Regions from separate parts of the Homo sapiens genome. Here region 1 is linked to region 2. A link is an interaction called in ENCODE POLR2A ChIA-PET data of the cell type or tissue named here. Cell type or tissue: Panc1. All regions are shown on one strand. Each heading gives the region's core, and the rest is flanking DNA. Links, peaks and the distances in the headings are about the cores only.

Region 1 (13,838 bases), core at 197-8,196, 54 kb before region 2:
CCCTAGTGGGGACTTTCAGGAGATAATGTGGAACATGCATCTCAGAGTCACCTCTCCCGAGGAACGAGGGAGCTGGGGTGGGAGATGGAAGTTGCAGTGAGCCAAGATCACACCACTGCACTCCAGCCTGGGCAACAGAGTGAGACTCCATCTCAAAAAAAAAAAAAAAAAAAAAAAGAAGGCAGCTGTAGAAAGAGATCAACAAACAGTGGGAGGCACAGATGGAATCTGAATCCCAGTTCTGCCATTTACCCACTAAATGACAATGGACAAGCCGTGAGACCCCACCTCTGGGCCTCAGTTTGCCCAGGTATAAAATGGGGTTGGTTAGCCAGGTGTAGTGGCACACACCTATAGCCACAGCTACTTGGGAGGCTGAGGTGGGAGGATCACTTGAGCCCAGGAGGTTGAGGCCACAATGAGCTGTGATTGCACCACTGCACTTCAGCCTGGGTGACAGAGTGAGACCCTGTCTTTAAAAAAAAAAAAAAATGGGGGCCGGGCACAGTGGCTCACACCTATAATCCCAGCACGCAGCACGTTGGGAGGCTAAGGCAGGCAGATCACTTGAAGCCAGGGGTTTGAGACCAGCCTGGCCAACATGGCAAAACCCCATCTCTAGTAAAAATACGAAAAAATTCACTGGGCATTACGGTGTACCTGTAATCCCAACTACTTGGGAGGCAGAGGCAGAAGAATGGCTTGAACCCAGGAGGCAAAGGTTGCAGTGAGCCGAGATCACACCACTGCACTCCAGCCTGGGAGACAGAGTGAGACTCTGCCCAAAAAAAAAAAAAGATTGGCGGGCGTTGGTAAATATTCCAACCTCACAAAGTCATGGTGAAGATTCAATGAGAGCCACTGCATTTATTTACCACACAATATATGTTTGATAAACCATGGTTATTATTTTTATCCAACTGTTGCTCCCCTGGACCTAAAGTGGTAAAAAGTGACCTCTTTCATATTTACCTCTCTGCAATTAGATAATCATGAGAGATGTGGAAGGGAGATAGGTTGGGACCAGTTCCACCAGGGGCCTCCTAGAGACGTGACCACAGACCCCTGCTTCCCCATTTCTCAATACGCATATCAGAAAACAACTTCCCTCTTCTGAAATGTGGGAACTTCCCCTGACCCCAGATAAAGTTGCTTGACATAACAGTCCCCTGGGTGGAGGGTTTACAACACGACACCCACCCACTCAGCAGGCTGCGGACAGTACAGGAGCTGGCTTTGGTAGTGATGCATCAGGGCAGCTGCAGAGGTGGGCAGAGGTGAGAAGAGAGGACAGACAGAACCAAAACTCAGTAGTGGGGTCGTGCCTGTGAAATGCCACTGCACTCCAGCCTGGGCCACGTCCTGAGAACCCATCTCTTAAAAATAAATAACGAGGCTGGGTGCAGTGGCTCACACCTGTAATCCCAGCACTTTGAGAGGCCAAGGCGGGTGGATCACTTGAGGTCAGGAGTTCGAGACCAGCCTGGCCAAAGTGGCGAAATGCCGTCTCTACTAATAATACAAAAATTAGCCGGATGTGGTGGCGCACACCTGTAATCCCAGCTACTCAGGAGGCTGAGGCACAAGAATCGCTTGTACCCAGGAGGAGGAGGTTGCAGTGAGCCGAGATCATGCCACTGTACTCCAGCCTGGGTGACAGAGTGACACTCCATCTCAAAAAAAATTTTTTTAATAACGAAATAAAAGAACAAGTAGATTTAAAACAAATCAAAGAAACAGGAAGTGAAATCAGCTCCGACCTCTCCCACCACCTGCTCTCCTCACAGTCTCCTTGCTATAAGCACCTGTTCTCAGACAAAACAGGAAAGATTCTGCTATTGATTAAGGGAGCTTATTGATCAATAAATTGATCGCAATCCTTGTATTTTAGGAGGCTGAAGCAGGAGGATTGTTTGAGACCAGGAGTTTAAGCCCAGTCTGGGCAACAAAGCAAGACCCCTGTCTATACAAAAAAAAAAAAAAATTAAAATTAGCTGGGTGTGGTGGGGGCACACCTGTAGTTCTAGTTATACAGGAGTCTGAGGACGGAGGATTTCTTGAGCTCAGGTGTTTGAGGCTTCAGTGAGCTATGATTACAACACTGCACTCCAGCCTGGGCGACAGAGTGAGACCTTGTCTCAAAAAATAAAATAAGGCCAGGCATGGTGGCTCACGCCTGTAATCTTAGCACTTTAGGGGGCTGAGGTGGGCGGATCACTTGAGGTCAGGAGTTCGAGACCAGCCTGGCCAACATGGCAAAGCCCTGTCTCTACTAAAAATACAAAAATTAGCCAGGCATGGTGGCACGTGCCTGAAATCCCAGCTATTCAGGAGGCTGAGGCAGAAGAACCAGTTAAACCTGGAAAGCAGAGGTTGCAGTGAGCCGAGATCACGCCGCTGCACTCCAGCCTGGGCAACAGAGCAAGACTCTGTCACAAAAAAAAAAAAAATAAATTGATTGGTTTGGAGAATGTCTACCCACCCTTGGATGCAATTCAGGGATTGTCCAAAGGGAATACTATGTTGAGTTATGCCTAGCTGGGAGTAGTACCAGCCCTCTAATTGGTATTTTTTGGTTGTCACATGGCCAGGGCAGGAGGGTCGGGTGGGGGTCACTCTGGCAGTTTGTGAATGTTATGGGCCAAATTGTGCCACCCCTCCCAAATGCATATGTTTAAATTCTAATTCCCAGGACCTCCTAATATGGCTGTATTTGGAGACAGGATCTTTAAAGTGGTCGTTGTAGGCCCAGCACAGTGGCTCATGCCTGTAATCCCAGCACTTTGGGGGACCAAGGTGGGCAGATTGCTTGAGCCTAGGAGTTCAAAACCAGTCTGGGCAACATGGTGAAACCCCGTTGCTACAAAAAATACAAGAATTAACCAGGCACGGTGGTGCACACCTGTAATCCCAGCTACTCAGGAGGCTGAGGCGGGAGGATGCTTAAGCCTGGGAGGTGGAAGTTGCAGTGAGCTGAGATCACACCACTGCACTCCAGCCTGAGTGACAGAGCGAGACCCTGTCTCAAAAACAAAAGAAGAGGAGGAGGAGATTAGGACCCAGACACACAGAAGGAGAACCAGGTGAAGACACAGGGAGAAGAGGATCATCTACAAGCCAAGACAGGAGGCCTCAGAAGAAATTAACCCTGCCAACACCTTGATCTTGGACATCCAGCCTCCGGAACTGTGAGAAAATGCATTCTGTTGCTGAAGCCACCCAGTCCTTTGTTATGGCAGCCCCAGCAAACTAACACACAGTAGACAAGGAACACCCAACATAGTGGCATTTTGAGAAGCACTAACATTGCAAGAGCTAATAGCCCAGGAAAGTCCACACAGAAGTAAAGTGAATTTTTATTTTTATTTATTTATTTGAGATGGAGTCTTGCTCTGTCACCCAGGCTGGAGTGCAGTGGCACAATCTCGGCTCACTGCAACCTCCGCCTCCTGGGTTCAAGCAATTCTCGTGCCTTAGTCTCCTGAGTAGCTGGGATTACAGGCACATGCCACCACGCCCAGCTAATTTTTTTGTATTTTTAGTAGAGATAGGATTTTACCATGTTGGCCAGGCTGGTCTCGAAATCCTGACCCCAGGTGATCAGCCCACCTCAGTCTCCCAGAGTGCTGGGATTACAGGCGTGAGCCACTGTGCCTGGCAAGTAAAGTGAATTATATCATCAAAGACGTTACAACCCACAGATAGCTCAAGGGCACGTGCTGGCAGATAGGTCCATCGTTGTCCTGTGTGGATATGACCAGGTTATGGCCTGCCTGGCCACACTATGTAGGGGTCTTGCTTTTCAGCTGGTATGCCTTTCTAGAAGTTCCATGGGCCAGCCAGGTGTGAGGGTGAACGCCTGTAGTCCCAGCTACTTGGGAGGCTGAGGCAGGAGGATCACTCGAGCCCAGGAGGCAGAGGGTGCAGTAAGCTATGATTGTGCCACTGCACTCCAGCCTGGGTAGTAGAATGAAACCCTATCTCAAAAAAAAAAAAAAAAAAAAAAAAGGATAGAAGTTCCACGGGCCAAGTCTTCTGGCAAAAGTCTGATTCTGCCACTTAGCTTGTGCAAACCTCACCCAAGACATTGAGAAAGTTGCTGGTCAAAAATAATTTTGATGGTTTCTGGGTTATTTGTGCTGTTTGAGACCAGGAAGGAAGCAGTGTCTGGAGAGGACGACATGGGGTGAATATAGAAGCTCTCCTGTCTTCTCCGCTGATGTTCTGTATTTTTAGGTTTGTAATTTGCAATGATGTGGGGACTACATGAGACCAGCCCACTTAATGTATTTCTGTGCGAGGCAGATCTAGAGGTCTAGCTCAAAGGGAAATTTTTCTGTCACCACTTTCAAAGCTTTTGTTTGGAAAAAAAAAAAAAAGGAAAAGATGGGGAAAGTAAAAATAAAAATAAAAATATCGGCCAGGTACGGTGACACATGCCTGTAATCCCAGCACTTTGGGAGGCCATCACGGAAGGATTGCTTGACCCCAGGAGTTTGAGACCAGCCTCGGCAACAGAGTGAGACCTCATCTCTATAAAAATAATAATAATAATTTTGAGCCAGGCACAGTGGCTCACACCTGTAATCCTCACAATTTGGGAAGCCCAAGTAGGAGGATCCATTGAGGCAAGGAGTTTGAGACTGGCCTGGGCAACATAGTGAGACTCCCTCTCTTTAAATGCTACAAAAAATTGGCCAGGCATGGTGGTGCGCATGTGTAGTCCCAGCTACTCAGGAGGCTGAGATGGGAGGATCACCTGAGCCCAGAAGTTTGAGGCTGCAGGAAAAGGAGCCCAGTCCCAGCTCTTTGTGGTTCACAGGCGCCAGGATATTTCATCCCAGGTTCAACACCAGCCCCAGGGTCCTCAGGGCTAGTATCACTTCCCAAGAGTCATGATCAGGAACTTAGTGAAGATCCTTTCAACCCCAGAAGTGGGAGACCTCCCACCACCAAGCTCTGAGCATCCTCCCAGCTCACCATCTACTAGGGCAAGCCCAAGTCCTCACTCTAGAAACAGCCTGACTTGCACCCCTGGGAACTTGCTGCATCCAGGGTGCCAATCCTGTTTGAGGCACATCTGTGTGTCCACTCACGAAGAGGCAAGGCCGTCCACGAAAGGGCAGGAGATTCTCATCTCAAAGAGACACTCAGATATGGACCCCCAGCCTCGGCCCTGGGCTTCAACAGGAACATTTCCGCTCACAAATCCAATACGTAGTTTTGTAGCAAGAGAGATCATTCCAGGTGCCACCTTTGTTCATGGTAGCACAGTCCTCATCGTGGATGTTATTGGGTTCCTCTGGCTCCCAGAAGCTGGATGGAGGAAAAAGTGGGCAGAGGGACAGGGATCTTTAGGGTGGTGAAACTCTTCTGTATAATACTGTAATGATGAATACCTGGCACTACGCATTTGGCAAAACCCATATTAGGCCGTGTGTGGAGCCTTACACCTGTAAGCCGGGCACAGTGAGCCACCGTGCCTGGCCCTTAATCAATTTCTGGTTTTGGGGGGTTTTTTGTTTTGTTTTGTTTTGTTTTGGAGACAGAGTCTCACTCTGTCGCTGAGGCTGGAGTGCAGTGGCGTGATCTCGGCTCACTGCAACCTCTGTCTCCTGGGTTCAAGCAATTCTCCTGCCTCAGCCTCCCAAGTAGCTGGGATTACAGGTGTCCACCACCACACCCGGCTAGTTTTTATATTTTTAGTAGAGACGGGGTTTCACCATGTTGGCCAGGCTGGTCTTGAACTCCTGACCTCAAGTGATCCGCCCGCCTCAGCCTCCCAAAGTGCTAGGATTACAGGCACGAGCCACCGTGCCTGGCCCCTTAATCAATTTCTGAATCTGGTCAGTTTCTGTCTTGTCTTCCAAGGACTCTTTCTTTTACAACCTCCCAACCCAACCTTCTAGGAATTGTTTAGATCATGTGGGCTCTTGCTTAAAGCAGGGCCTGATTCAGGGACTCGAGTGTGTAGGATTTATTAAAGGATGTTCTTAGGAGAGAGGTGAGGGAAGCTAGATGGAGAAGGGGAAGGAATTGAGCAGGAGCATGGACTCAGATGACTCTAGCCTCAGCCTGACCCCAACAGAGACCACTGGGATGTCAACAGCACCAGAGTCATCCCAACTTGTCACAAGGGGTCCAGGCTTCTCTTAGGCTGTCACCGGTTGTGAGCTGACCCCAGTGGAGTTGGGTAGTGTCTTAGGTGAGCAGGCTCCCATTCAGCTGAGAATAGCTTTGCGGAAAAAGCATTCCTGTGAGCCTTTAGCAGCCAATGTTCCGCCAGGTGCGGTGGCACACACCTGTAATCCCAGCACTTTGGGAGGCCAAGACGGGTAGATCACCTGAGGTCAGGATTTCGAGACCAGCCTGGCCAACATGTTGAAACCCCGTCTCTACTAAAACTACAAAAATTAACCAAGCATGGTGGCGGGCGCCTGTAATCCCAGCTACTTGGGAGACTAAGGCAGGAGAATCGCTTGAATCCAGGAGGCAGAAGTTGCAGTGAGCCAAGATTGTGCCACTGCACTACAGCTCGGGCCACAGAGTGAGACTCCGTCTCAAAAAAAAAAAAAAAAATTAGCCAGGCATGGTGGTGCGCACCTGTAATCCCAGCTACTCAATAGTCTGAGGTGGGAGAATCACTTGAGCCTGGGAGGCAGAGGTTGCATTGGGTCAAGACTGCACCACTGCACTTCAGCCTGGGCAACAGAGTGAGACTCTGTCTCAAAAAAAAAAAAAAAAAAAAAAATTCTTCCTCATCCTTCCACCCTCCCTTTTTTCTCCCAACCATTAGCCTGGAGAGCTTGATATATTTCAGCAGTTTTACGAAAAGACTGAGATGTTGCAATGGAGGAAATATTGAAGGTTCAGGGTCCAGACAGCCTGTCACCAAAAAATCACCCTGGTGCTGTCCCTGTCTGGCCAAGCCTGGGATGCTAGACACCCTATCAGCTTGGACTGCAAGGATGCCAAGCACACAGGGAAATGGGAATGACTGGGGGTGGTGTACCAAAATAATGAGCAATGCTACCTGTGCCACACACCCTGCAATCAGGGTCTCTAGGCCCCTTCTTTGCCAATGACAAATCCTTTAGTTGTTAGGTGATGTGGAAGTCCAAGGGGCAGCAGAAGGATTCTCAGGAGATTTAAGGCAATGGCAATTTACCAAACAGGACAGGAATTTTTCTGTGTTTAAAATTAGTAGAGGCCAGGTGTGGTGGCTCAAGCCTGTCATCCCAGCACTTTGGGAGGCTAAGGCGGGTGGATCGCTTGAGCTCAGAAGTTCAAAACCAGCCTGGGCAACACACTAAAACCCCATCTCTACTAAAAATACAAAAAATTAGCCAGGCATGGTGGTGTGTGACTGTGGTCCCAGGTACTCGGGAGGCTGAGGCAGGAGGATTACCAGAGCCTGGGAGGTTGAGGCTGCAGTGAGCCGAGATTGCACCACTGCACTCCAGCCTGGGTGACAGGGCGAGACTGTCTCAAAAAACTAAAATAAGGTTGGGCGCAGTGGCTCACCCCTGTAATCCCAACACTTTGGGAGGCCAAGGTGGGCAGATCACCTGAGGTCAGGAGTTCAAGACCAGCCTGGCCAACATGGTGAAACCCCATCTCTACAAAATTACAAAAATTAGCCAGGCACGACGGCGGGTGTCTGTAATCCCAGCTACTTGGGAGACTAAGGTGGAAGAATCAACCTCTACCTGGGAGACAGAGATTACAGTGAGCTGAGATCGCACCATTGCACTCCAGCCTGAGCGACAGCGAGACTCCGTCTCAAAGAATAAATAAATAAATAAATAAATAAATAAATAAATAAATAATAAAATAAAATAAAACAAGTAGAGCTGTACCAGTAAAAACCAGCTCCTGGCCGGGCGCGGTGGCTCACGCCTGTAATCCCAGCACTTTGGGAGGCCAAGGCGGGCAGATCACGAGGTCAGGAGATCAAGACCATCCTGGCTAACACGGTGAAACCCCGTCTCTACTAAAAATACAAAAAATTAGCCGGGCATGGTGATGGGCACCTGTAGTCCCAGCCACTCGGGAGGCTGAGGCAGAGAATACCTTGAACCTGGGAGGCGGAGCTTGCAGTGAGCTGAGATTGCGCCACTGCACTCCAGCCTGGGCGACAGAGCAAGACTCTGTCTCAAAAAAAAAAAAAGAAACAGCTCCTGACTCCTTCAACCATGTACTCCATCACCTTCTCCCCTCCCCATGGTCAGGGCCCACAGAGGAAGCAGAGAGACCCCAGGAAACCCAAGCACTTGCCTTAATGTCACAGGAGACCCATCCAGCCACCTCCAGTCCCCTTCCTGGGCCCTGTCATTCAGCCCCAGCCAGTACACCCGTGGAGAGCCATGGGCCTTGGCCACAAAATTCTGCAAATAAAAATTCCATTCAGCCAGCCATTCCTCTACATGACCCTCAGGGTGAGGACCTGCCCTGTGCCCTGTCCTACATATTTAGGGCTTGGGAACGTCACCTCCCACAACCCGTCCCCGTCCCCATGGTATGCAGAACAGGATCAATGTCTTCCTCCCACTGTAGCATGTGTGGTGGGAATAATCGTGCTACTTTTTCTCATGCAATCTGCGAACTGCTCCGTGCCTCAGTTTCCTCACCTGTAAAATGGGTTCACAGTAGCTACCTCCTGGTAGTGTTGTGAGGATTAACTTTTTTTTTTTTTTTTTTGAGAGGGAGTCTCGCTCTGTCACCCAGGCTGGAGTGCTGTGGTGCGATCTCAGCTCACTGCAGCTTCCACCTCCTGGGTTCAAGCGATTCTCCCGCCTCAACCTCCCGAGTAGCTGGGATTATAGCTACCCGCCACCACGCCCGGCTAATTTTTGTATTTTTTAGTAGAAACGGGCTTTCGCCATGTTGACCAGCCTGATCTCAAACTTCTGACCTCAGTTGATTCACCTGCCTCAGCCTCCCAAAGTGCTGGAATTACAGGCATGAGCTACCACATCCAGCCTAATTTTTTTTTTTTTTTTTTTGAGACAGGGTCTCACTCTGTCAACCAGACTGGAGTGCAGTGGTGTGATCATGGCTCACTGCATGTCCCAAAGGTCACTGTAAGTCTCCCAAAGATCTAGGATTACAGGCATGAGCCACTGTGCAGAGCCTCATACTGTGGACGTCTTAGTAGGTAGCATTATAACATTTAAGTGACATTTTTAGCAATAGTAACTGATTTTTTTTGGTTTCTCTTGCACTTTTGTGCTACTCGGTAGCCTTAATCTGCATCCAAACAACATAAGAATTCATTGTTCCAGGAAAAGAAGGAAGGAAGATGAAAAGTAGGTTTCCTAGCTTTGGTATTTCAAAAGCCCAGGCTTTTGACACGCTGCCTCATATCTGTAATCCCACCACTTTAGCCAAGGAGGGAGGATCGCTTGAGACTAGGAGTTCGAGATTAGTCTGGGCAACATACTGAGACCCCATATCTACAAAAATTTTTAAAAATTAGCCAGACGTGGTGGTGCGTGTCTATAGTCCCAGCTACTCAGGAGGCTGAGGTGGGAGGATCCCTTAAGCCCAGGAGTTCAAGGCTGCAGTGAGCTATGAATGCACCACTGCACTCCAGCCTGGGCAGCAGAGCAAGCCTCTGTCCCGGAAAAAAGTCAAAATCCCAGGTCTTTGGAAGAAAAGAAAGGACTTATGACAGAGATAAAAGATAGGGAAGAAAATATAGTTAGAAGCAACTCCTCTCCAAACAAATTGATGGTGAAAGAAATTAGACTGGTGGTTGCAAGTAGGGGGCAGGGAGGGATTAACTAGAAAAAGGATATGAAAAAACTTTCTAGGGTGGTGGAAAGATTATAAATATTGGTTAGTTTGACAGTTACACAGGTGTACGCATTTGTCAAAGTTCACTGAACATACATCAAAGATCTGTGCATTTTACTATATGCAAATCACATCTAACTCACCCAACTTACCACCAAACCAAGATTCCTTAAAATGTGGGGAGGTGGCCGGGCGCGGTGGCTCATGCCTGTAATCCCAGCACTTTGGGAGGCCAACACAGGTGGATCACCTGAGGTCAGGAGTTCGAGACCAGCTTGGCCAACGTGGCAAAACCCCATCTCTACTAAAAATACAAAAATTAGCCAGGCGTGGTGTCATGCCTGTATTCCCAGCTACTCGGGAGGCTGAGAGAGGAGAATTGCTTGAAACCAGGAGGTGGAGGTTGCAGTGAGCTGAGATCGCGACAGTGCACTCCAGCCTGGGCAACAAAAAGCGAAATCCCGTCTCAAAAAAAAAAATGTGGGGAGGTCAAAGTGCTGGGATTACAGGCGTGAGCCACCATGCCCAGCCCATTTTAGACTTTTTGACTGCCAGGTGATCTCAGTTAGCTAATGAGTTTAGAAAAAGTTATGATTTTGTAGTTATTCTGGCTATTGTTGCTGTTTGGGTGTGAGTAACACTCGCCCCAGCTTTCCACATCCTGGAATTCTTTGTGTTTTAAGAATTTTTTACTATAATCTATTTCATGTGTTCTACTATAGGCAATGCCAATTGATGTTTGCTTTTATTTATTTGCAGTTTTGATTTCTTCTTTAATCCAAAGTTATCTGGTGACTTTAAAAAAAAAATTTTTTTTTTGAGTCAGAGTCTTGCTTTGTCTCCCAGACTGGAATGCAGTGGTGTGATCCCAGCTCACTGCACCCTCCGCCTCGCAGGTTCAAGCGATTTTCCTGCCTCAGCCTCCTGAGTAGCTGGGATTACAGCCACGCGCCACCATGCCCAGCTCATTTTTGTATTTTTAGTAGAAACAGGGTTTCACCATGTTGGCCAGGCTGGTCTCAAACTCCTGACCTCAGGTGATCTGCCCACCTCGGCCTCGCAAAGTGCTGGGATTACAGTCGAGCCACTGCAGCCGGCCGACTTTAAACATTCTTAAGGTGATTGAAATTTTTGTAAAAGAAAATATTTCTGTCGTTATAGCATTGTGGTCAAAGAATGTGGGTAATAAAATTTCTGCTTTGATGGAAAAAAAAATGTGGGGAGGTAAAGTCACCATGGGAAGGAAATAATAAATGTGTAGACATGGCAGGCCCCAGAGAGAAGAATCTGGTATCTCATTTCCGGTGAGCTTTTCAGGTGATGGTAAAAACCCCAGATGGGTTTGGAGACTCTAAAAAGCAGAAGGGACCTGGGGACTATTTCCTGGGTAAAGCCCCAGGGAGGTGTCAGAAAATCAGAGAGCGGAAAGGTCTTCCTGTCCCATCAGACTAGATGGAGGCTTAGAAGGCCTCACAGTGTCTTAGACCCCAGAATGGGATAGGAGGAGCAGAAAGATCTCTTGTGCCCAAGAACAGCAGGAAAAGACCTCCAGGCCCAAAAGGCTTTGCTGATGGAAGAGTGGGATGCCTCAGGGGCAGCCTAGATGGCCCAAAGTCTGAGCCCCAGAAAACCAGAAGACTCTTTAACATTTAGAGAGTCCTTGCTATTTCTAGGCACCAAAATCAGAGCAGTTTAAGAAGAGGGAACTCATATGTCTTGGTCATCACTGGATCCCCAATATGTAGAATAGTCTCCAGCACATAGTAGGTGCTCAGGAAATGTTGGTTGAATTAATGAATTAAGAAGTGAGCTATGGGTTAGGGCACGGTGGCTCACTCCTGTAATCCCGGCACTTCGGGAGGTCAAGGGGAGCAGATCACTTGAGATCATTAGCTAGAGAGCAGCCTGGCCAACATGATGATACCCTAACTCTACTAAAAAAAAAAATACAAAACTTAGCTGGGAGTGGTGGCACGTGACTATAGTCCCAGTTACTTGGGAGGCTAAATCAGGAGGATTGCCTGAACCTGGGAGATGGAGGCTGCAGTGAGCCAAGATCATGCCACTGCACTCCAGCCTGGGCAACAGAGCAAGATCCCATCTCAAAAAAAAAGTGAGCTATACTACTTTGCACAGATTGTCTCATTGGATCCTTATCATGACTCACTGAAGCAAGTATTATCATTATGCCCATTTTGTAGATGAGAAAACTGAGGCACAGAGGGGTTAAGTAACCTTCCCAGGATCATTCAGTCTGTAGATGTCCCAGTAGATACCAGTTTGGAGTAAAGACAGCAAAGACCCGATGTGTGCTCCCTTCCACCTTGACCCCACAAAAGCTGTCCCCATTTAGAAGTAAAATGGGAGAACCCAATTGACTGAGAGTAAATGTACACCATTCTAGCAGAATGAGAACTCAAGAGAGAAACTAAAATGAGTAATTTAAAGGAAATGTAGTTGTATTTCTTGTGAAACTGAGTTAGGGAATATGATTTGCACCTGCCTCATTTACATTACCTAATTTAACTCCTTCAAAAGCCCTGTTTTGGCCAGCCACGGTGGCTTATGCCTGTAATCCCAGTACTTTGGGAGGCCAAGGCAGGTGGATCACCTGAGGTCAGGAGTTCGAGACCAATCTGGCCAACATGGAGAAACCCCATCTCTACCAAAAGTACAAAATTAGCCAGGCATGGTGGTGGGCGCCTGTAATCCCAGCTACTCGGGAGGTTGAGGCGGGAGAATCACTTGAACTCGGGAGGCAGAGGTTGCAGTGAGCCAAGATCATGCTGCTGCACTCCAGCCTGGGCAACACAGCAAGACTCCATCTCAAAAAAAAAAAACTGTTTAACTACTCATACAAATAATGCTATGAAACAGAGGGATAAAAAACAGAAGGGACACGACATACAGGAAAATAATAAGATGATAGACCTAAATCCAACCCAATCAGTAATTATATTAAATGTAAACGGTCTAAAAATACCAATTAGGCTGGGTACAGTGGCTCATGCCTGTAATCCCAGCACTTTGGGAGGTGAAGGCGGCAGATCACTTGAGGTCAGGAGTTCCAGACCAGCCTGGGCAACATAGCAAAACCTCATCTCTACAAAAAATGTTAAAAATTATCCAGGCATGGTGGCACACACCTGTTGTCCCAGCTACTTGGTGGGGAGCTGAGGTGGGATAATCACTTGAGCCCAGGAGGCCAAGGCTGCCATGAGCTGAGGCTGCGCCACTGCACTCCAGCCTGGGTGACAAAGTGAGACCCTGTCTCCAAAAATACATAAATAAGTAAATGAAAACACCAATTAAAAGCCAGAGATTATCAGATCAGATTTTAAAAATCCAAACCCAACTATATACTGTCTGGGAAAAAAAAAACATTTTAAATATAATGACATAAATAAATTAAAAATAAAATGAATAGAAAACATAGAGCCTAGGCAACATAGCAAGACCCTGTCTCTACAAAAGTAAAAATAATTTGCTGGGCCAGGCGCGGTGGCTCATGCCTGTAATCCCAGCACTTTGGGAGGCCGAGGCAGGCAGATCACCAGGTCAGGAGATCGAGACCATCCTGGCTAACACAGTGAAACCCCGTCTCTACTAAAAATACAAAAAATTAGCTGGGTGTGGTGGCGGGCGCCTGTAGTCCCAGCTACTCGGGAGGCTGAAGTGGGAAAATGGCGTGAACCCGGGAGTCAGAGCTTGCAGTGAGCCGAGATCGCGCCACTGCACTCCAGCCTGGGTGACAGAGCGAGACTCCATCTCAAAAAGTAATAATAATAATAATAATTTGCTGGGTACAGTGGCAAGTGCCTGGTTGTCCTAGCTACTCAGGAGGGTGAGGCGAAAGAATTGCTTGAGCCTAGGACTTTGAGGCTGCAACGAGCTATGATTATACCACTGCACTCCAGCTTGAGTGACAGAGTGAGACCTTGTCCCTGAAAAACAGAAAAAAGGAAACATAAACCATACTATAGTCCTATGTCTATGGTCAAGACCATGGACTTGAAAGCCGGCTACCTAGGCTTAAATCC
Region 2 (15,891 bases), core at 1,394-9,393:
CAGTGCCCTTGGCCCAGTGCAGCCCACGCCCCAGTCCTACCTTGTCCAAGAAACACAGCTTCTCCCTTGTCTTTGCGTCCAGAATCTCCACCTCGAAGAAGAGAACAGCCTTTTTAGGTTTCTTGGCCACCTTTGGGGGTGTGGGCCTGGGGAGCCCATTGAGGCCAGGGAGGAGGCCTGGGGTGGCCTCCCGGGCCAACAAGCTCAAGTTCAAGTCCATGCCGCCTGCCACCAGCCCTGCCACTCGGCTCTGCCCACGGTGGCCAGCAGCCCCAGCTGCCGGCCGTCAGCCCCCACCACCGACCTCCCCACGGGAAGCAGCCCTGGGCCGGGCAAGCGCGATCAAATTCTGCCGCGGTGCTGGAAAGGAGCCCGTGCCGGCCCTGGCACTGCCGACTTCTGTGCCAGATGTAACCCGAGTGGCAACCACAGCCACAGCCCAGCTAAATATAAAACCACCCCAGACTGCGCCCCCCAGGAGCCATGCCACAGACCTTCTCTGAGGGGGGCTTGGGAGTCTCCCCGGGGAGCCAGGCTGCCCTGAAAGCAGCTTTTGAGTGGTCACCTCAAAACCCTCAACGGCACCAGCACAGGGAAAGCCCCAGGGGCAGGCATGACAACACCTCCCAGCCCCCGCCCTGCACAGAGCCAGTGGCTAGAGGAGAGTGAGAGGCCAGCGGGCCGTGCAGGCCCCAGCCCGCAGCTCAGGCCTAGGGAGTTCACTGGGCTTGGAGAAATCCCAGCTATTTTGAGAATCCGCGAGACAGATCATCCATTTCCCCTTCTGAGCTGTAAGAGACACTTTGGATTATTTTCCTTGTGCATTTGTGTTACCAGGGAGGTGACAGATTCTGGAGTTATGGGTGCAGAGAGCCTCTCTCGAAGTGTGGAAAGGATCGGGGTGTGTGGAAGTTTTAGGCAACCGCCTCCAGCTTGGGCTGATGAGGTCTCCCCAACCTTCCTCCCCACCCACTTCTCACCTTATAGCCACCTGTGGGGCAGGCTTTCCACTGAGTCAGCCCAAACACTGCACCCTCACCCAGGACCTGCGCCCCACTAAAGCCCGGCGCTTCCTGCGTCCAAGAGCCAGGCCTGTGCCAGCCCCTGAGGTAGGAGTCTGGCCCAGCCCTCCCTGAGCCCCCAGGCCAGTGATGAACGATGGGGGTGCAGAGGGGCAGGGCTGGAGGGAGGCAGCCCCCGGGGATCTGACCCACCCTATGCAGGGGTCAGTGCAATCCTATTATACAGGGGTCGTGGCAAGCAGGCAGGCCTGATCCCAAGTCAGCCACCAGCCAGCAATTCTTGGGGGACCCTTCCTACCCACAGAAACCCAGCGGGGGCCCCCAGAGGCTGCCTGAGGAAAAGGAGCAGGACACAATGCTCAGAAACAAACCTCTGGGCTGGGGCCATCCCAGGGCAGGCCCACCCACCCAGAGCCCAGGGAGACCGGGCCACGGCAGCTAGGGCCCATCCTGAAGATGAGGGCACCACGGTCAAGCCAGAGAAGCTGGGTACCCCTCCTGCACATTCCCAACGACAGCGGGAGACAAGGGGGCTTGGTGGCCTGCACTCGGGAACCGTAACCAGCCCTGCCTTGTAGTCCCTGGGGGACCCCAGGCATGTCACCTCTCTCTAGGCCTCAGAAGGGGGCAGGTAGGAAGCAGACTACCTCCCAGGACTGTGACGGTCCCCTGAGACAATGCATGGGGTACACTAGGTGACCCCTGACAGATGGGAGGCACCCCATGGGATAGGAGGCATTGTTGCCCGTGGGTTTGGTTCAGATCCCCACTCCCCTGCTGGCCTGGCAGTCACCACAGCATGGGGGCCTATTTCCCCAGCCATGACACACTCGCCCCCACTTCCTGGACAGGAGGGTGGGAATGGGCCCAGCAGCCAGGAAATCCTGGCCCACGGGGCCTCCTGAGTCCCTGCTGTCAACTCCAGGCACTGCCTGGCCTTGTGGCCTCTAGGGGAAGGTTACTGAACTCCTCCAAGCCACAGCGATAACAAGGCCAAAGAGCTGGCACATGGAGGGGCCAGAAAAAAAGAGCTCGGTCACACCACGCAGGACGTTGGGCCCCACCAAGGGGATATGTAGGATAGGGACAGAGGACACGGGGCGGGATCCACGGGAAAGGGTTAGCACAGCAGGGCCCTGGGCGGGCACGGGGCCTGCCCTGTGGCTGCAGGTATATTAATAGTTCCTGGGCCCCAGGCAGGCAGTGCCCACATGCTTCCAAGCCCGTGTGGCCTGTAGGAAGGCAGCCTAGCGTCCACAGGGAGAGAAGGCCTCCGAGTTCCTGCTGAACCACTCAACAGCTTAAAATACAACCAGCCCCTCTCCCTGTCCAGCCAGCTGCTAGTGGGAGGGGTGAAATCGTACCCTGCTCCCCCCAACCTGGGCACCAAACCAGGGCCCAAGAGGGAGAGTACGGCCATCGGGGTCCCGGCTAGCTGCTGGGAGAGGACGCCGGGCTGCGGCAGGAGGGGGTAGCGAGAGAGGGGCCACGCTCACAGCTGCAGCAGTGGTGCCCAGGCCAGCCTGAGGCCCAAGGAGAGGAGACGCCCAAACCTGCAAGGAGGTAAGCCCGGGCTGCAAGGCAGCACCTAGGGGCCCCTACAGACAAGAAATGCCCAAGGCTAGGGCCACCTGGGCAGGATGAGTCCTCAGTGGGACGGCCGTCCGTCTCCCATTTCCTGCCCCAAATCCCCAGCTCGTCGGCCATCTCCTCCTAGAGAGAGGACTGAAAGGCTCTGGGGGGAGCAGGAGACCTCTCCATACTATTCTTGCAATTCCCTGTGTCTCTATAATTTTTTTTTTTTTTTGAGACAGAGTCTCACTCTGTCGCCCAGGTTGGAGTGCAGCAGTGCGATCTTGACTCACTGCAACCTCCGCCCCCCAGGTTCAAACGATTCTCCTGCCTCAGCCTCCAGAGTAGCTGGGATTACAGGCACACACCACCACATCCAGCTAATTTTTTGTATTTTAGGAGAGATGGGGTTTCACCATGTTGCCCAGGCTGGTCTCGAACTCCTGAGCTCAGGCAATCCACCACCTCGGCCTCCCAAAGTGCTAGGATTATAGGCGTGAGCCACCTGGCCCGGCCTATAATTATTTCTAAGTAAGAAAGTTAAATAAGATATTCCAGGTGGGGTAAAAGAAATAAGTTACGCTAGGAAACAAGCCAGACACAAAGGTCCCATATCTATGCAAAATACCCAGAGCAGACAGACAGAAAAGCAAATTGGAGGGGCCAGGGGCTGGGCGGGGGGAATGGGGAGTGGCTGCTGCTGGGTACCCGGTCTCCTTTCAGAGTGAGGAAAATGTTCTGGGACGAGACAGAGGTGGAGGCTGCACAATGATGCACGTGCACTCAATGCCACTGTTCACTTTTAAATGGTTAGTTTCATGTTACATGAATTTCACCTCAATAAATTATTGTTTAAAGGGGTGAGGGGTAACAAACAGGCCCCACATACCCATCAAAATAAAAACAGTCGGGTGGGAGGAGCAGGAGAGGTTCCCCACCCCTCAGAGGGAGGGCCTAATGTGAGACCTCATCGAGGGCTCCGCGCCCCACACCCCACTGCCACCCCAATCTCTGCTCTGTGCCTGCCACACACACACACGCCTGCCCAGGCCTGAGGCCAACAGGGGGCAGGGGCTCCCAGGGGAAGCCCAGGGCTGCAGAGGGTACAGGCAGCTGCTGAACAGAGCCCCAGGCAGGGGATCCTGAGCACAGACGGGGAGGTGGCAGGCTCTGGCCCCATCTCCAGGAGAAGCGGTGAGGCAGGGAGGACAGACAGGACCTTCTGAGGAAGCCCACGGAGCCACTCGGAGGGGCTGGGAGGGGCTGAGATGCTCTGGGTGGATGAAGGGATACCTGTGGGAGGGGGGCTACTGGTGTCAGCGAGGTCCCAGCACTGGCCACGGGCAAGGGGTGAGACCACATAGCCTCAGGCACGACGGGCAGGGAGAGGGCAGGAACGGGCAGACAGGCAGGCACTCTGGCCTGGGGCACAGGCTGGTGGCTCTGCCGGCCTGTGGCTCTGTGATGACAGTTCCACTAGCCTGAGAGGAATTCTCACCAGGAGGCCCAAGATTCCCGGGGCCCAGCCAACAGCAACTCGTCGCAGCACGAGGTCAGGGCAGAGCCAAGAGCCAGGACACACGGTGCGGCGTGAAGCGCACCCTGCAAGAGGGAGCAGGGGCGAGGTTTGTGCCTCCCAAGCCCAGAGGGGAGTGCCGCAAGCAACAGAGCCCGTCTTCACTGTCTTTGTGGTCATGAAGATATTACTAATGGGGGCAGGAGGAGTGAAAAGGGGGGCTCTCGTTGTCTAAGCACTTGTCACAGCTCCTGGGAACCCGCCCGCCTGGTGGGTGAACAACCCAGAGAAGCAGACCTGCCCATTTCCTGGCTGTGTGGCCCTGGGCAAGTTACCCAACCTCTCTGAACTTCCATCTACTCATGGCAAAGTGGGCTGTCCCCAGCTGCCATCTGACAGGGTTACCGTAATCATCCCCAGTTTAGGATAAATCTTATTAAGGATAAATATAGGCCGGGCGTGGTGGCTCACGCCTGTAATGCCAGCACTTTGGGAGGCCGAGGCGGGCGAATCACGAGGTCAGGAGATCGAGACCATCCTGGCTAACACGGTGAAACCCCATCTCTACTAAAAATACAAAAAATTAGCCGGGTGCGGTGGTGGGTGCCTGTAGTCCCAGCTACTCGGGAGGCTGAGGCAGGAGAATGGCGCGAACCCGGGAGGCAGAGCTTGCAGTGAACCGAGATCGCGCCACTGCACTCCAGCCTGGGCGACAGAGCAAGACTCCATCTCAAAAAAAAAGAATAAATATGATGACCGGGCACGGTGGCTCATGCCTGTAATCCTAGCACTTTGGGAGGCCAAGGTGGGCGGGTTACCTGAGGTCAGGAGTTCAAGACCAGCCTGGACAACATGGCGAAACCCCGTCTCTACCAAAGATACAAAAATTAGCCAGGCGTGGTGGTGCATGCCTGTAATCCCAGCTACTCAGGAGGCTGTGGCAGGAGAATTGCTTGAACCCAGGAGGAGGAGGTTGCAGTGAGCTGATATCGCACCACTGCACTCCAGCCTGGGAGACAGAGCAAGACTCCATCTCAAAATTTAAAAAAAGAATAAATATGATTAGGCGGGGCACTATGGCTCACACCTGTAATCCCAGCACTTTGGGAGGCCGAAGCAGGCAGATCACCTGAGGCCAGGAGTTCGAGACCAGCCTGCCCAACATGGTGAAACCCCGTCTCTAATAAAAATACAAAAATTAGCCAGGCATGGTGGTGTGTGCCTGTAATCCCAGCTACTCAGGAGGTTGAGTCAGGAGAATTGCTTGAACTCAGGACGGTGGAGGTTGCAGTGAGCTGAGTTTATGCCATTGCACTCCAGCCTGGGCGACACAGCAAGACCCTGTCTCAAAATAAATAAATAAATAAATAAATAAATAAATAAATAAATAAGATTAGACCAACACTAGCAGAACAGCCATGCCAGGTGCACAAGGGGGCCAAACCCTGGCAGGATCCACAGGCCCCTTCTCCTGGGACGCTGACCATGCTCTTGAAGGGGCCCATCCACAGGAAGCCAGGGCCAGAGAGCTGGTGCACTGATGCCTCGCCCAGCTGGTCACAGTGAACCCAAACCCTAACAATAGCGAGATACTTTCGGTGCAGAGGCCGAGCTGACCCGTCACCACCGGGATGACTGGCTGCAAGCGGCGGAGGCTGCGACGCTCCCCACTGCCCCCTTGTGGCCGCACAGACTTACTCCCGCCTGCTGGAAGGGCACCCGCAGCAGCCGGCTCAGGAACAGTCCCAAAGCCGATGTCAGGGACGGAGACAGCTCTGGTGCAGAATGGGACCTTAACCCTGGCCCTGCCACCAGCCAAGAGAGCTCAGGGAGCCTGCATTCATTTATCCATTCATTCATTCCTGACTCCCTCCTTCCCATACCCCAGGCACTGTTCCAGTTCCTGGGATATGGCAGTGAAAAAAACCAAGCCAGCCTCTGGGGTTCATGGGACCTGAATTCTAGCCTGTGCGTGCTGGGCAAGCAGGGGGTGGGGGCAGATAGCCATAGCATGTTTTGTCACCAAGAGTTGTGAACAAAACTAGAAGGTTGTGGGGGAGGTCACAATGTGGTTTTTTTTGTTTTTGTTTTTTTTTTGAGAGAGTCTCGCTGTCGCCCAGGCTGGAATGCAGTGGCGCGATCTCGGCTCACTGCAACCTCCAAGAGGATGGCCATTTGAGAGTGGTCAGAGAAGCCCTTTCTGAGAAAGTGGCGTGTGAACAAAGGCCAGTAGACAGTGGGGGAACCAGTGCAGTCCAGGCAGAGGGAACAGTAAGTGCCAAGGCCCTGAGGCTGGACCATACCTAGCGTGGCTGAGCAGGAAGGAGTCCTGTGTGGCCTGAGCAGAGTGAGTCAGGGAGAGAGTGGGAGGAGGTGAGGGCAGAAAGGTGATGTGGCGGTCTGTGCCACGGCTTTGTGGGCCACGGGGAGGACGTTAGCTTTTACTCTGAGTGAAGTGGCAGCCATAGAGGGTTCTTGAGCAGAGGAGGGATGAGACTTGGCTCAGGTTCAAGACTTGGCTTCCCCAGCTTTACCTGCTTGCCACTGCTGGGTGGAACAGACTGGAGGAGTGAGGGCAGAAGCTGGGAGCAAAGAGGGAGCTATAGAGAGGTGAAAAGTGGGCTGGGCGCAGTGGCTCACGCCTGGAATCCCAGCACTTTAGGAGGCTGAGACAGGATGATCACTTAAGCCCAGGAGTTCAAGACCAGCTTGGGCAAAATAGCAAGGCTCTGCCTCCACAAAAAGTATTTATAAAAATTAGCTGTGTCCACGCATGGTGACTCACACCTGTAATCCAAGCACTTTGGGAGGCTGAGGTGGGCAGATCACCTGAGGTCAGGAGTTCGAGACCAGCCTGGCCAACATGGTAAAACCCCGTGTAAAAACACAAAAATTAGCCAAGTGTGGTGGCACACACCTGTAATCCCAGCCACTTGGGAGGCTGAGGCACAAGAATCACTTAAACCCAGGAGATGGAGGTTGTGGTGAGCCAAGATTGCACCACTGCACTCCAGCCTGGGCAATAGAGTGAGGCTCTGTCTAAAAAAAAAAAAAAAAAAAAAAAAAAGAATAAATAAAAATACAAAAAAATTTGCTGGGCATGGCAGTGGGCACCTGTAATCCCAGCTACTCAGGAGGCTGAGGCAGGAGAATCGCTTGAACCCAGGAGGCAGAGGTTGCAGTGAGCCGAGATCACACCACTGCACTCCAGCCTGGGCCACAGAGCAAGACTCCATCTCAAAAAACAAAAATAAAAAATTAGCTGGGTGTGGTGACTCGCACCTATGGTCCTACCTACTCCTCAGGGGCTGTGACAGAAGGATCGCTTAAGCCTAGGAGTTCCAGGCTGCAGTGAGCCATGATTGATTACACTACGGCACCCCTGCCTGGGGGACAAAGCAAGACCCTGTCTCAAAAAAAAAAAAACAAGGCCAGGCGCAGTGGCTCACGCCTGTAATCCCAGCACTCTGGGAGGCGGACGTGGGCAGATCACAAGGTCAAGAGATCAAGACCAGCCAGGCTAACATGGTGAAACCCCATCTCTACTAAAAATACAAAAATTAGCTGGGCATGGTGGCACACGCCTGTAGTCCCAGCTACTCAGGAGGCTGAGGCAAGAGAATCGATTGAACCCAGGAGGCGGAGGTTGCAGTGAGCAGAGGTCAGGCCACTGCACTCCAACCTGGTGACAGAGTGAAACTCCATCTCAAAAAAAAAAAGCACAAGGCAGAGACAAGCAGTGAAATTCTGGACAGATGTGGAGGTGAAGAGTGGGTGTGGCCTGAGAGTGGAGTGGGTGTGGGGATGAGAGGTACAGGGAAGGAGGGAGGAGCAGGCACCACCTGAGCCAAGGCTGGAAGAGCTGAGCCTGCAATTCCTGCTCATCCCCTGGAGGCGCAGCCTGAAGGCCTGGCACACACAGCCATGCACAGAAGGCCTCTGGAGCTTCGGCTTCCCCAGCTTCACAAACAAGCCAAGACTGGTGCTTCCCAGTCCTCTCCCGGCTGTAAACAAGCAGGTTCAATGGCCTTGCTGGCGGCAGAGTCCACACCACAGGACCCAGCAAGGCACCTGCCTGCCCTCTCAGCCCCAGAAGAGGGGCAGACCCGGGCCAGAGCGGGAAGCTTGGATTCTGGGCCGGCCTCATCTCCCATGGCTTATGAACCTGAAACTTCTGTGTGTCCTAGGACGTGACCTGCCTAATGGTGATGAGTGAGAACAGCGACCAACAGTTATTTCACGTTCCCTGCCCGGGGCTGGAACTGCCACAGCTTCCCAGACATCTCTCCTGCAGCAGCCGGAGGGAGCAGGAGCCATTAGCTCCGTTTCACAGATGAAGAGGCCAAGATCTAAGCAGTAAATCCCAGAGCCCAGAAGACCACGCGTGCATGTTGAAAGCCAGGCCATACCCCACCACACATGGGCCTCCAGGGCCCCCTTGCAGAGCTGATGTGGTGCCGCACAGCCCACCTGTTGAGCTCAAAGCTCCGGCAGGCTCTCTCGGACCCCGCAGGGGACTGCACTTCCTGGTAGGAAGCATCTCCCGAGTCTGGGGCACAAGAGGCCTGGCTGGGGGTGCGAGCCCTGGTCAGTGCAACCAGGGCCCCAGGTAAAGACACAAAGGGCCTGACAGGTCCTGCAGCTGGCCAGCCAGGCACTCACCATCCCCGCGCCGGGCACAAGCGCTGCTGCACTCATCGCCTGAGCTCCCTGTCCAGCCAATGCCCAGCATAGAGGTCGGAGGCCTGGCCCGATCATGCCCAGAGCCACGCCGGCCACCTCGCCCCCATCACCTCGCCCCCATCACAAATGCAGAGACTCCGGCACATTCATCTGGACTCCGGCTCAGCGGCTCAGCCCTCTCGGCTCCCTTTCCTTCCCACTTCCAGAAATATCAAGTCAACCTGCTAATGCCAGGATGGCTGAGAAGACCTAGGGCTCAGCTGCCAGGAACCCTGCACAGGCCACACCTGCTCGGCCAGAAATACCACCTTCCCCAGTGGCCTCAGTGTATGACCTCGTTTCTCAGTGGCACCCGGGGGCGGCTGCACCAGCCTCCCCGAGGCGCCACAGTGGAAGCAGAATGTCACCCAGGGTGGGGAGGAAGGGCTGAGAGTGGCTGACCTCCCACTCCCAGGTCCCTGGACCGCTCTGCTCCTGTCTTCTACCTGTGCTGGCAAGACGAGAGGTGCCAGGGTCTCAATGCCAATGTCTCTGGGCTCTCGGATCCGAGGCCAGGGCCAGGTGCAGAGGCAGCGGTAGCCCGGGACCCGGAGAAGCTGGAGCTGCTGTTCCCATCCAGCAGAGCCCCGAGCGAGCAGGTAGCAATCCAGCCTTGGAAGATGGTCATCGGACGCACGAGCTCCTGGCTTGGGCGAGCAGCCACAGCCATTCATAGAGGATGAATATGGCACAAGACAAACACAGTGGGAAGTTGGAGAACCTGGGTCTCAGCCCTGGGCCTGCCCCCCATTCTCAGTGGTACCCACAGCCTACACCCATCCCTGCGGTTGTGCCCTCAGGGCCTCCGAGGAGCACTGGCCCACCCAGAGCGACGCTGATCTCGCCCGTTTCATTCAGACGTGACATCTATCAGATGCTCACCCTGTACCTAGGACTATGCTGAGACTGCCACCCAGGCCTCACCCAGGCCCTATAAGAAAAAGACTGGGCCGGGCGCAGTGGCTCACACCTGTAATCCCAGCACTTTGGGAGGCCGAGGCGGGTGGATCACGAGGTCAGGAGATCAAGACCATCCTGGCTAACACAGTGAAACCCCGTCTCTACTAAAAGTACAAAAAAAGTTAGCCGGGCATGGTGGCGGGTGCCTGTAGTCCCAGCTACTCGGGAGGCTGAGGCAGGAGAATGGCGTGAACCCGGGAGGCGGAGCTTGCAGTGAGCCAGAGATTGCGCCACTGCACTCCAGCCTGGGCGACAGAACGAGACTCCTCTCAAAAAAAAAGAAAAGAAAAGAAAAGAAAAAGACTGTGATGCCTGTTACGTGGCTTGGAAAACTGGGGCTTGGGAACGAGGAAGCCCTCGCCCAAGGTAAGTAGCCTGGAAGTGCCCATGTGAGTGTCCACCCAGCTTGCTCAGGCCCAAAGCTCCTACAATAAAATAATGCCTCCATCCTAGAGAGCAGGGCTATGTGCAACAGAGAAAGGAAAAGGCAGGCCGGGCACGGTGGCTCACGCCTATAATCCCAGCAGTTTGGGAGGCCAGACTGGGAGGATTGCTTGAGCCCGGGAGGTCAAGGCTGCAGTGACCTATCATTGCACCACTGCACTCCAGCCTGGGGGACAGAAGACACGCTATCTCAAAAAAAAAAAAAAAGAAAAAAGAAAGAAAGAAAGAAAGAAAAGAAAAAGGCCAGGCGCGGTGGCTCATGCCTGTAATCTCAGCACTTTGGGAGGCCAAGGTAGATGGACTGCTTGAGCCCAGGAGGTCAAGGCTGAGTTATGACTGCACCACTGACTGCACTCCAGCCTGGGCGACAGAGCGAGACTCCATCTCAAAAAAAAAAAAAGAGAGAAAGAGAGAGAGAGAGAGAGAGAGAGAGGGAGGGAGGGAGAGAGAGAGGGAGGGAGGGAGGGGGAGAGAGAGAGAGAGAAAGGAAAGAAAAAGAGGAAGAAAGGAAGAAATAAAGAAATAAGGGTAAAACCAAACAAAAGAAAAACAAAAACAAAAAAACAAAAAACCCACCACCCTGGATGCGATCCTCCAGCAGACACCAAGAACTGAGCCTCTCTGCCTGGCCTGAGGACCCAGCCCGCTGGCCTCTGCCCCACAGCCTCACACAGCCAGGCTGTACCAGAGCAAAAGGTCTATCAGCAACTCATACCACAGCGGGGCCCAGGCAGGGTTTACAGCTGTGGCAATGCCTCCTGCATGTTTTCCTGTCACTAGCTAAGACAGCCAATGGGCCTAGAAAAGCAGGGGCGCGTCCTCAATGCTGACTGAGAGGCACTGCCACAGGGGGCGGTGTCAGACCTGCCTTGCCTGTCTGCTTCTCCAACTAGTAAATGGGTGTGCCTGCAAGACCATCTAACACAGGGACTGCTTAGGAATTAGGGAATTCCTGCAGCCTGTGCAACATGTCAAAACTCCTTCTCTACACAAAATATAATAATTGGCCAGGTGCAGTGGCTCACGCCTGTAATCCCAGTACTCTGGGAGGCCGAGGTGGGTGGATCACCTGAGGTCAGGAGTTCGAGAGTAGCCTGGCCAACATGATGAAACCCTATCTCTACTAAAAATACAAAAAAATTAGCTGGGTGTGGTGGTGGGTGCCTGTAATCCCAGCTACTCAGGAGCCTGAGGCAGGAGAATCGTTATGAACCTGGGAGGTGGAGGTTGCAGTGAGCCGAGATCGCACCACTGCACTCCAGCCTGGGTGACAAAGCAAGACTCCATATCAAAAAAAGAAAAAAAAATAGTGTCTTTGCAGATATAATTAAGGATCTTAAGATGACATTATCCTGAATTTAAGGTGGACTTAATAAGAGAAAGGAGTGTCCTCATAAGTAAAAGGAGCGGCCGGGTGTGGTAGTTCATGCCTGTAATCCCAGTACTCTGGGAGGCCAAGGTGGGCAGATCATCTGAGGTCAGGAGTTCGACACCAGCCTGGCTAACATGGTGAAACCCTGTCTCTACAAAAATTAGCTGGGCATAGTGGTACGGGCCTGTAGTCCCAGCTACGGGGGAGGCTGAGACAGGAGAATCGCATGAACCCAGGAGGTGAAGGTTGCAGTGAGCTGAGATCACGCCACTATACTGCTGCATGTGCAACAGAGCAAGACTCCATCTAAAAAACAAACAAACCAAAAAACTGACACTCCTGGCCGCTGGGGCCAGCCCTCAAGGAGCTCCAGTGTAAAGGCCAAACACTCAACTCCCCAGGTCCCAGACCCCCAGGGGATGGTCCAGAACTGCATCCCTGCACCCACAGCTGGGTGGCAGTTGGGGACGACACCTGGGTCTCTCTCCAACTCAGGGCAGGAAGGCGCTGTCGGACCAGGAAGCTGGAAGGGGGCCAGAGGCTGAGCCCTGCAGATACAAACTGACTGGAGGAGCAGGAGGAGCTCATCCGGGCCAACCCCCGACTGCCCGAGTCCAGCAGACAGGTTAGTCCACCCCCATGAGCTCAGCTTGCCAAAGAGCCTAGACTGGGATCTACGTGGCAGGCTTTATACACGCGGCGGCAGCTAACACCACCCGCCCACTCACAACCAGCCAGGCACGGAGGCTCATCCTCAACACGAATCATCTCCTTTACAATGTATTCATCCTCTTTTGCAGGTAAGGAAACTGAGGCTCGTTTGTTCACTGACACATGCCAGGCCCTGTTAAGGACTGTGGGGTTCAGCTATAGAAGGAGAGACAAAAATCCCTGCTCGCATGGAACTCACATCTTGGCAAAGAAAGAGTGACAATGAAATAAATCGCTATATGTAATATGTTCAAAGGTGACGTGCGACATGGAAAGAAGAAAGAAAGGAAAGGGGACAGGGAGTGGCAGTTGAAGGGGGCAGGTGTATAGTTTATTTTTTTTATTTTTTTTTTTGAGACAGAGTCTCACTGTGTTGCCCAGGCTGGAGCGCAGTGGCACAATCTCGGCTCACTGCAACCTCCGCATGCCGAGTTCCAGTGATTCTCCTGCCTCAGCCTCCTGAGTAGCTGGGATTACGGGTGCATGCCACCATGCCCAGCTAATTTTTGTATTTTTAGTAGAGATGGGGTTTCACCATGTTGGTCAGGCTCGTCTCAAACTCCTGACCTCGTGATCTGCCCGCCTAAGCCTCCCTAAGTGCTGGGATTACAGGCGTGAGCCACTGCGCCTGGCCTACAGTATTTTATAAAGAGGCCAAAAGCTGAGTGCAGGTCAGGTACGCTGGCTCATGCCTGTAATCCCAGCACTTTGGGAGGCCAGGGCAGGAGGATCACTTGAGCCCAAGAGTTTGAGGCCAGGCTGGGCAACATAGTAAGACCCTTATCTCTACAAAAACTTTTAAAAACTTAGCCGGGTTAGGGGGCCAAGGAGGGCAGATCACAAGGTCTTCAAGACTAGGAGTTCAAGACTAGCCTGGCCAATATGGTGAAACCCCATCTCTATGACAAATACAAAAGTTAGCTGGGCATGGTGGCGCATGCCTGTAGTCCCAGCTCCTTGGGAGGCTGAGGCAGGAGAACTGCTTGAACCCGGGAGGCAGAGGTTGCAGTGAGCTGAGATCGCACCACTGCACCCCAGCCTGGCGACAGAGTGAGACTCCATCTCAAAAAAAAAAAAAAAAAAAAGTCCAATTAAAGGTTGTGGAAATAATTCTGTGAAGGTAATGATGGCTTAGACAAATGGGTCAGCAAACTACAGCCGATAGGGCAACTCTGGTCTACTGCCGGCTTTTGAACCGACTAAAAATGGCTTTAACTTTTGTTTTATCTTTTAAAAAATACATGACGTTTTTACCTTTTTAAGCGGATGGAAAAAAAAAATCAAAGAAACCTATTTCATGATATGTGAAAATTAAATTCAAATTTTGGTGTCCATAAATAGAGTTGTATTGAACACGCCATGCTCACTGGATGTCATCTGTGGCTGCCACAGTGGTATCACTGCTGCTGAGATGTCTGAGATGGTTGGATGCGGTGGCTCCCGCCTGTAATCACAGCACTTTGGGAGGCCAAAGTGAGCAGATCACTTGAAATCAGGAGTTTGAGACCAGCCTGGCCAACATGGTGAACCCGTCTCTACCAAAATACAAAAATTAGCCAGACGTGGTGATGCGTGCCTGTAATCCCAGCTACTTGGGAGGCTGAGACAGGAGAATTGCTTGAACCTGGGAAGCGGAGGTTGCAGTGAGTCGAGATCGCACCACCGCACTCCAGCCTGGGCGACAGTGCAAAACTCCGTCTCTAAAAGAAAAAAAAGAGACGACAGAGATGAGCAGTGCTGCAGAGACCCTTAGGCAAAGCCTAAGATCTTTGCTAGCTGGATTAAGTTTGCCAACCCCTGGCTTAGGCCTGGTAACGGCAGTGAGGCTGATGAGAAGTGGTTAAATTCTAGAATGCTGAGCTAAGGGATGTGCTGACATTTGGACATGAGGCATGAGAGAAAGAGCAGAGTCAAACAGCTTAGGGCCTGGGTAACAAACAGGCCGGAACTGCCACCAAGGGGGTGGGGAAATGCAGGTTCAAGAGGAAAAATCAGAAGCTCCATTTTGGACATGTAAAGTTTGAAATGCCCATTAGGCCCAGGCACAGTGGCTCACACCTGTAATCCCAGCACTTTGGGAGGCCGAGGGGGCGGATCATGAAGTCAGGAGATCGACACGATCCTGGCTAACACGGTGAAACCCCATCTCTACAAAAAATACAAAAAATTAGCTGGGCATGGTGGTGGGCGCCTGTAGTCCCAGCTACTTGGGAGGCTGAGGCAGAAGAATCGCTTGACCCAGGAGGCAGAGGTGGCAGTGAACTGAGATCACACCACTGCACTCCAGCCTGGGTGACAGAGCGAGACTCCGTCTCAAAAAAAAAAAAAAAAAAGAAATGCCCATTAAACACACACATGGTTGGGAGGCCAAGGCAGGAGGATCCCTCGAGGCCCAGAGTCCAAGACCCAAGACCCAAGACCAACCTGGGCAACATCGCAAGACCCCATTTCTACCAAAAAAAAACAAAAGTAGCCGGCTGTAGGTGGTATGCACCTGTAGTCCTAGCATAATCAGGAAGCTAAGGCAAGAGTATCACTTAAGCCCAGGAGGCCCAAGCTGCAGTGAACTATAATAGCACCATTGCACTCCAACCTGGGTGACAGAATGAGACCCTGACTCAAAAAAAAAAAAAAATATTAGGTACAGTGGCTCACACCTGTAATCCCAGAACTTTGGGAGGCCAAGGCAGGTGGATTACCTGAGGTCAGGAGTTTGAGACCATCCTAGCTAACATGGTGAAAACTCATCTCGACTGAAAATACAAAAAATTAGCCAGGTGTGGTGGCACATGCCTGTAGTCCCAGCTACTCTGGAGACTGAGGCACGAGAATCACTTGAACTTGGGAGGCAGAGGTTGCAGTGAGCAGAGTTCATGCCACTGCACTCCAGCCTGGGCAACAGACTGAGACTCTGTCTCAAAAAACATAAAATAAAATAAAATAAAATAAAATAGGCCAGGTACGGTGGCTCACGCCTGTAACTAATATTTTTACCCAAGCTTTAAGAGTTGCAAAAGATGTCATTTCTGGCCTACTGTCGGTATTAAAAATTTTACATAAACATTTACAGGACTCTGTTAAATCTATCTAGAGTCTAAATGCTTCAGTAATTTGAAACCTACCATTATCCCTTTAAAAAAAAATAAGAGGCTATGAATAAGCTCTTTAACATTGGCTCTCTTTTTGCTTTGACGTTGGTTTCTGTTTCCCTCCTTCATAGGATCTTATTATAATACATGTTTATGACTGAAGGTTAGCACTGATTACCCTATCATGTTGATCAAATTGAAATTTAATTTTTAGGCTGGGTGCAGTGGCTCATGCCTGTAATCCCAGCACTTTGGGAGGCCAAGGCGGGCAGATCAGATCACTTGAGGTCAGGAGTTTGAGACCAGCCTGGCCAACATAGTGAAACCCTGTTTCTACTAAAAATACTAAAGTTAGCTGGGCGTAGTGGTGTGCACCTGTAGTCCCAGCTACCTGGGAGGCTAAGGTGGGAGAATGGCTTGAACCCGCCCTCAGAGGTGGAGGTTGCAGCAAGCCAAGATCGCGACACGGCACTCCAGCCAGGG

What was found. ChIA-PET counts read pairs that join two places held together with the same protein. Peaks named below come from ENCODE experiments on the same cell type or tissue, not always from the same donor. Only the 100,000 strongest peaks of a DNase experiment are listed, where the experiment ranks them.
Region 1: POLR2A ChIA-PET joins it to region 2 with 10 read pairs; 3 of 35 experiments call an interaction of 5 or more read pairs at or near these places.

Annotation. Positions count from the first base shown.
Region 1 is chr19:14,601,542-14,615,379 of GRCh38, reverse strand. It overlaps CLEC17A (C-type lectin domain containing 17A), which reads right to left. Exons shown (of 14, transcript NM_001204118.2): 13 at 8,278-8,387; 14 at 3,345-5,316. The coding sequence ends at 5,184. It also overlaps a transcript of ADGRE3 not described here. Among named protein-coding and RNA genes, the nearest start is that of SNORA104, 14 kb to the left of the region's middle. RefSeq lists a silencer at 1,105-1,154 and an enhancer at 11,246-11,495. In Panc1, for the core only: no CTCF peak of the experiment used is centred there; no DNase peak of the experiment used is centred there.
Region 2 is chr19:14,546,725-14,562,615 of GRCh38, reverse strand. It overlaps TECR (trans-2,3-enoyl-CoA reductase), which reads right to left. Exons shown (of 13, transcript NM_138501.6): 2 at 41-91. It also overlaps a transcript of DNAJB1 not described here. Among named protein-coding and RNA genes, the nearest start is that of NDUFB7, 17 kb to the left of the region's middle. RefSeq lists a silencer at 5,755-5,854 and enhancers at 5,220-6,100, 6,101-6,982, 10,436-10,935. In Panc1, for the core only: CTCF peaks have their summits at 5,579 and 5,779 (motif pointing left); a DNase peak (open chromatin) is centred at 5,800; H3K4me3 peaks cover 771 bases; H3K27ac peaks cover 4,614 bases.